Linked DNA regions of Mus musculus: all the other regions are linked to region 3. The links are chromatin loops, found by intact Hi-C in ENCODE. Cell type or tissue: heart. All regions are shown on one strand.

The links. Hi-C counts contacts between places; a loop is a spot of excess contacts. Peaks named below come from ENCODE experiments on the same cell type or tissue, not always from the same donor. Only the 100,000 strongest peaks of a DNase experiment are listed, where the experiment ranks them.
Region 1: it touches region 3 in a loop (2.3-fold over the local background); 3 of 42 quality-filtered maps call a loop at or near these places.
Region 2: it touches region 3 in a loop (2.5-fold over the local background); 3 of 42 quality-filtered maps call a loop at or near these places.

Annotation. Positions count from the first base shown.
Region 1 is chr12:9,568,663-9,571,162 of GRCm38, forward strand. It overlaps 1700022H16Rik (RIKEN cDNA 1700022H16 gene), which reads right to left and starts at 1,923. Exons shown (of 4, transcript NR_045488.1): 1 at 1,858-1,923; 2 at 1,544-1,721. In heart, a CTCF peak has its summit at 1,401 (motif pointing right); a DNase peak (open chromatin) is centred at 1,519; H3K4me3 peaks cover 1,129 bases.
Region 2 is chr12:10,438,443-10,440,942 of GRCm38, forward strand. No RefSeq gene overlaps it. Among named protein-coding and RNA genes, the nearest start is that of Gm38407, 6.7 kb to the right of the region's middle. In heart, no CTCF peak of the experiment used is centred here; DNase peaks (open chromatin) are centred at 299 and 1,259; H3K27me3 peaks cover 476 bases.
Region 3 is chr12:9,165,113-9,167,612 of GRCm38, forward strand. No RefSeq gene overlaps it. Among named protein-coding and RNA genes, the nearest start is that of Ttc32, 140 kb to the left of the region's middle. In heart, a CTCF peak has its summit at 1,275 (motif pointing right); DNase peaks (open chromatin) are centred at 469 and 1,289.

The sequences.
Region 1 (2,500 bases), 400 kb after region 3:
TGGTTGGTTTTTGTGGATGGTTAACATACTGAACTGAGTTTTCCTTATTCAGTGTTCTCAGTTCTAACCTGATGCCCATATCTACCCAAAGCTGGTATTCAAGTTCAAGTCTCTTGATGGAGGAACACCACACGTAAAACACTGCACCAGAGAGGATGATTTCCAAGTTTCAGAGGGCAGCAGCTTCTCTTTAACCTGGGTCACCACTCTGGTGGCCTGGCACCTCCTCAATATGGCAGCATGGCCTACAGAAGTTTCCCTGACATAAACACAAAGGAGACCCAGGCACGTGGTCCCCTTCCACTGGGTAGGTAATATTGTTGAAGCACCAAGATTAAGCACTTTGAGGTTTTGAGTGACTGGGGCAAGAGCTGCACATATGATAGTGTCCTGAATCATCTAGCTGAGGTCAAATCCCTTGGCATCCTTTCCTGAAAGTTGAAGATGAGGAAGACATGGCTACACTCTACTCCTTAGTGGGGCAAAGGTAAGGCTAGGTGCCAGGAAGGATGGATCTTCTTGATCTGGAGCAGGGCAGAGCATTGATCTTTTCCTTTCCAGGGCATGTCCATCTCTGCAGTGTTGCTGTTGTTGTTTCTGTTGGTAGTGGTGTGTGTGTGTGTGTGTGTGTGTGTGTGTGTGTGTGTGTGACTTTCTCAATAATTTGCTCCAAGGAGTAAAGTACCATGATCTTTTAGACCTTGTGTTTCTTTTGTAGCTTGGGGACTGTCTAGAGACTTGTTTTCATAGAGAATCTTAGGGTTTCTGTGTCCAGATCTCTGTCAGAGAGCCTGTGTGTGGATAACAAGAAAAAGAGAGGGTCCAATTAAAACACTTTTGGAGAAGTCAACAATGAAAAGGGATGCAAATAGGAGAGACTAAAGCACAAATAGCTTCAAGAATTTAGGGGAAATGGTTCACGGGAACAGATTCTCTTCCCGTTCCTGTGCTTCCTCAGAGTCCAAAACAGACCTGTGAGGAGGATAATGTGCTCCAGGGAGAACTGAGCCATGGTGAGAGAGTAAGAAGGAGGTAACCTCACCTCACGGTGCCTGGACAGAAGATACACACCCCAGTCCATCCCTGAGAACCACAAATCTTCCCCCCAGATCTTTGTTCATAGTGGTTCCCAAGATGAGAAGGCACTGGAGGCAGAAAATGCTAAAGACTTCAGATTATTAAAATAAATAAAATCAGAAATGTCTGATTTGATGCAAGGATGCACAAACCTTCGAAAGGGGTGGGGAAGAATTCTCCCTTCTTCTAGAAGAGTAAGAGTGCACGTGATTTTAAAAGAGTAATGGGAAATTCCGTGAAAACCACTCTGGTAAAAATAAAAAAAAAAAGGGATAGCTGAGTTCTTGGCTTTTCTAGGAAAGGAAACTGAGAGATGTCGCTTCCTCGCCAGCAGGGGGAGCGTTTTCTTCATGATTGCGTCGGGGAGCTTGGTTTAAAAACTTCGCAGCCAGACGTTTTCAGAGCCCCCCAGCCGGAAATCGCTGTGCAGGTAACAGCCCTCCAGTGTCTGGAAATGTTTAATTACCTCGAGCACTCCTTCCTTCGGTGCCCCTTGCAGGTCCAGTACGCAGCGCTGCGGGTGTGGTAGGTGATTCTAATCCAGGGTTCCATCCCAACTGCACACAGCTCAACTGCAACAACTTTTCTCCATCTTCTCTTGCTTTGTAAGACACTGGGTCTTTTCTGATGTGCTCACTTCCCACCTTGGAGGAAAGAACATTTCAGTTCCACCAGAGCGCAGGTGTTTGTGTGTCAAAAATGATTCTAATCACTCATTTTAAAAAGCTCTACTATGCCCTTCGCCCATATTTTGCACAAGTCATTATCTTTTCATTTTACCGAAGAGAGTATGGCCAGAGTTCGTGCAATCTCTTGTGTATATTCGTGTTTCCTTCAAAAAGAAACAAAGACAAAGGTATATATCCACGTAGATGCCCTGTTGTGACGTTTAATAATTAGAAGATGCTTAGACGTTCACAAGGAACTTAGGATGCGGGAAACGTCTGGGAAAAGGGTGTTCGCTTTCCCTTTCAGTTTGGGGACCGTAACTTGCCTGTCGCTGTCACAACAATAAACATCGACCTTAGCCACGGGCTTCTGTTCTCTAAATCCTGGCTACCTTGTAGATTTTCAGAGGCTGTAAGGTCTCAAACTTGTACATAAGCTGCATTGCCTACCTCTGAAATTTAACCCCTCCTCCTCCGAGCTGGATTTTGACCCGATTGACTATAATGGTTCCAGAGGAACTATTGAGCCATTACAGTTCATCATCTCAATGAGCACACGGGTAAAGCTAAATCCCCTCCCCTCGAGATTTAAAGGTTCCAATCTTGCATATGGGGTGGGGTGGGGGGGATAATGAGAAGACTTCCCTCAAGATGTCCACAAAGTAGTTGCAGGAAAGTTTGCTGTAAAAGCGACACTTCGCAAATATTAAGTAAATTCCACTTAGCAGAAAGAGATCACTTTTGTGTATCTGTGG
Region 2 (2,500 bases), 1.3 Mb after region 3:
ATTCCTCCTATATAAAAGGAGCTTTAGTAACTCAAGCAAAATAAGCACACTTTCCCCCCACCTCCTTCCCAGAGACTAAGGCGGCAGGGTTGCTGGGAGGATACACAATACCTTGTTACAAACCATGTAATGTTTTAAAAAGTATCTATCTGACAGCCTTGGCTAAAGCCAGATCTTCTATCTCGATTACTTCAATATGTCAGGTCCATATCGCACCACTGCGTCCAGGCTTTCAGAGCCAAGACCTCTGTTTTGTCCAACCTTTCCATCTGGAAGCAATGAGCTTAATATTCTGGCTCTCCCCCCATAAAAGCTATGTCACAAAAAAGTAGCAGCCTGTGAACTGCTCCCCTCCCCCAAGACACACTGGGACTCCTCATTCCCTCTGTGCTCTATTCGGTTACACTGGAAGACCATCCCACCTTTCCCCTCCCCATAAACCAGAATCCGCCTGTAACAGCATAGTACCAGGAGAGAAGGAATGAATTGACAATCATTTACACTTTAATCCCACTTTTGACATTTTGAGAGATGCAGCTTAAAATATACTTGAGGCTTAGGGACTCCCTCTGTCCAGCTGTGTTCACTAGAGAAGAGACATCCCCGTTCATGAATTCTACTGCTTCTGGTGTCCAACTGGAAACCCAGATTTAGAGCCTATTTTAGGTTGTGTCTCACACTGACTCGAGCTTTTCCTTCCATGTTGAAAAAGGTCACCACCACCACCACTAAGTTCCGTGGCTGGCAGTTCAGTGATAACGACCTCCCCGTTCTATGTGTTTGGTTCATGTATTCATTCACTTTTATTTGTGTTAGGTTTTTGATCTAATGCCTAGCCGCTTCTTTTGTGTGTCCTCTGTTACACTGCAAAATCACATGGGTCTCTGGTTCCTAGTGCTCATGTTGTGAGGACAACCTAGGCTCTTGGGCAGTTAAGTGGGTGGTCCCCATAAGCTGCTGCTGCATTTGATTTCTTGGGTGATCATTAAGCCCAGCTAGGTGCTGGTCATTCTAAACCTATTCACTGACAATGGTGGAAAGCAAAGCCTGGGAATGTGCATGCGCCGTCAAGTCCCCAAGAAAAAAACCCATTTACTATGCATGTTAGAAGTCAGGACGCTAGAAGAGCTAGATCAGTGGCAGCAAATGATGAAATGGGGAAACCACGGGCCTTGCCTGGAAATGATATAACGCTGCTGTTCACCCTCCAGTGACTCCGAGCCCTGGAGTTCTGGAAGATTAGCGGAGCTGGAAATCACCCTCCTGCTGCGCTCCCTGGGCTTTGGCTACTTTTCTGTTCTCCTTCAGCTGGAAGCTGCGAGGGGCAGAGGTCAGCTTTCCTGTGTTGAATCTTTAGGGACAGGCCTTTGGATCCTGGGAGAGAATTGAAAGATCAACCCATCCCAATCCCTTGTTTTATACGAAGGACACCTCACTTGAAGGGAGGGGGGCGGAGTACATTGCCCAAGGTCATTCAAGCCCTCAATTTATTTAGGCTAATTCGGGAGACATCCATTTGGGAACAAGCCAAGCCCACATTTGTTAAGGACCTTAGTCTGCAGTGTCCTAAAGCCCCTTGTATCCATTCACATACACAAAAGAGTGTTTAAAAGTGCTCATCTGAGAGCCATTACATAGGCAGGGCTTCCAGTGGCCTGACTCCACAGGCAGTATGCACAAAACCTGTTTCCTCAAATGCTGCCTGCTGCACTGGAGTTAACCTCTTTTTTGGCAAATTAGTTCATGACCTGGGAACAGTTGAACGAAACTGTAGGCACATCAAGAGGACGTTATTTGTGTTCTGCCTTTTTTTAGACCAAGTCTCTGATGTGTTTATTTGCAAGCTTGGCTCGTGGTTCCTATCCCACTACTTACAGTTAATCCCATGTTTTCTTTGAGCTACCTTTAAATCCGTGTCAGATGAAAAATACTGCCTGATTCTGAAGAGTGTGGTATTATGAAGGAATCCCACGGTTTATGATCTCAGATTTATTGTCACATGTATTTAGTTCTTGTTTTTCTTTTTCTTTTCTCTCCTTCCTTTTTTTCCCCCTCCCACCCCTCTTCAGGCTTAAGTCAGCTGAAAAGGTTTTACTGTGAATTATGAAGATGCAAGGATGGAAGACGCTGTATAGTGTTTCCTGGAGAACTTTTTGTTCTCTAAAAAGGACGCTGGTGCAGAGAGAGCTCCCCTGAGCTGCAGCCTTTGTAGACTGTTTCAAGGGACAGGAACCAAGTCTCCTTCATCTTGTTGTATTATTCCTGACACTGTGTTTGCCATGCAGGGCTATTCAGCGAGTATGTGTAGGATTATGGTTGCCAAAATAAGCCTACAGTCAATGCCCCATGTAGCTTGTCATTGCTACTACTAAAATGATTTTTAAAATTTTCCCTCATTTTCTTAGTGTTTATGAGGCAAAACCAATTTAGTTTCAGGGGGAAAAACCGAGTAATTTTATTTTAAAAGCAATTTAATACTGAATTAAATATTTAGGAGACG
Region 3 (2,500 bases):
TTAGGATTGTGGCTTTGGAGCACAGGGGAACAGCCAGCCCACCTGACCATTCTGTTCCCATTCACACAGTGCACATGCTTCTGGTTTCCTCTGCTTTCCTTAAGTAAACCCCAGGGTTCTGGTTTTCAGAGCTCAATCTTGTGTGAGGCAGGATGGGGTGAATTCTGGGCTGCTGGCTTTAAATTCATGCTGGAGATTACATGCTGGACATTATAGAATGGTTCTGGGGTGGAGGTGGGAGGCATCGGGGCTTATTGCTGGGACACATGTAGTCACTAGTTCTAAGAGGGATGTTGGGATATGGCTGTTTCCCCATGGTTCTGTGGCTTTCTGCCATTGAATGACTCCAATTTTCTCTTCAAGAACCTCCCCCCCCTCATTAATGTCCTCCATCAGTGTGTTGGGTAGTGGCACTTCCCTCTGGACCCTGGCTGATGCCCAACCATTGTCCTCGCAGCGTCACACTGCTCTTTAGCCTGGTGGGTGCCTGCTAGTGCCATGAATAACATTTTGCTCGAGTGTACTCCCAGAGAATTCTTTTGTTAGGTTTATGCCTTGTTTATGTCACACCCCTCTTTCCCACTCTATAAATAGCCTTCCAGAGGAGTTGCCATATTTGAGCTGCCCACTTACCATCTACATGCAGTACTCTGCTCCAGTACTATTTCCAGGCCAAGATTGATTCGGTGGAGTTAGACAGAGCTGCCTCCCTAGTCTCTGTTTATCTTTCTCCAAACACCATTGAAGCTGGTTCCATGAGAGATGAAGGGAGAACTTTCCCACTCCATAGAGTTGTCTCTCTTTCTTTTACATGATGGGCCCAGTGGGGGACTCCTGGTCTAAGGTTTGGCCTCTGGAACTCTTAGATAGACTTAGACATTGAGGTTTCTTGGAGAGCTTCTTGCACGCTGAAGAAAGACTTGGAGGGCCCCTCTCTCTTCCAGGATTGGGAGTTAGGTGGAATTTTTCTAGATGAAGGTGACAGGGTGACTCTTGCAGGTAAGGATGTCTCCACAGCAGGAAGAAGCCAGATGACTTTAGGCTGTGACTGGCCCAGTTCAAGAAAGACTGGAGGTCCGATGGAGGATTAAAGCTATGGCTTCAGCTACCCTGGGTCTTTGTTTCAGGGAATTGAGGGAGTCACAGGGAAGGCTCTTCGTGGGTGCTTGAAGGTGGCTGATAGACTCACTCTTGGGATTTGACCACAGGAATGGCACGAACAAGTGTCTTTTCTCTTTTGGGTCTGGCTATGGGTTGGGGTAGGGACAGTGTCCACTAGAGGGCACTGTAGCACTGCCTTGGGTGGTGATAGCAGCCCCTCTACCCTGTGGAGGAGCTGGCCCAGATGCTGAGCCTTATGGTTAGCTGAGGGAGACAGAGACCAGCCAGTTTCTACCGATTGTCCCCTGTGCAATTAAATCCAGTGGGGCTGGATCCTCCAGCAATGGGTTTGAACATGATTCTGACTCTCAGGCACCCTACACCTTTATCCACGTAGGCTCCATGTGTTCACTGCTGCACACAGTTCGACATCCACTTATACCTACTCCCGGTGTTGTGCATGCTCACACACTCTTGATCAGTCATATGACCCTCACCCCTATCTCCCTCCCTCCCATGCACACACGCCATGCCTGCGCTTATGCAAAGCATGCTGTAACACAACCCTCTTCGGCCATGTGCCTTCCACATGCAGGCAGCTTAGTGCAGCTGTTTGTGTGGAGGGGCTGATGTGATGTCAAGAAATTTCGTGTTATATTTAAAATGACACCTGTAAAAATAAGCCTCAATTTGTAATTTAAATACTGTAATACTCAATTATGAGAACTGACAGGAAGTATCCCTGTGGCTTTGGAGAACAACAATTTTGTGTGCCGCCATCTTTCAGTGTCTTGGGACCCCAGAGGTGGGGATGAGTGCAGCTTCCTTCCTGAGTGGCTCTCCAGGGATTTGGAGATGAGTGCTCAGGGCTTCTCACAGCTTAAGCTGGTGTTCAGTGCTGTTGGCCTGTGTCCATATGTTCACTGTACCTGTCTCCTAGCCTCTTGGGGGTGCTTGTGCAGGCAATAAAAATTGGTGTCCACCCTGCAGATGAGAAGGCTCTATAAGACCATCTCTCCCCTCTCCCTCCCTGGCTCCCTGGCTCCCTGGCTCCCTGGATCTCTGGCTTCCTGGCTCCCTCCCTGAGTCCCTCCCTTCCTCCCTCTGTGTGCATGTATGTGTGCCTATGTGCACACACGGAGGACATCAGCTATCTTAGTCTATTACTCTATACTGTAATTTCTCAAGACAAGTCCCCAGACTTGGGGAACTTGGGGCATGCTGTTTTAGCTACAATGTCTGGCCAACACTCTGGGGAACAGTCTATCTCAGCTTCTCTCAGCCCTGGGGTTATAAGTGTGTGTGTAGTGATGCCCAGCTTTGAATATTAGGTGCTGGGGATAGAGTGCAAGGCCTCGTGCATATGCAGCAAATACTCTTCCCCACTGAGGAATCTCCC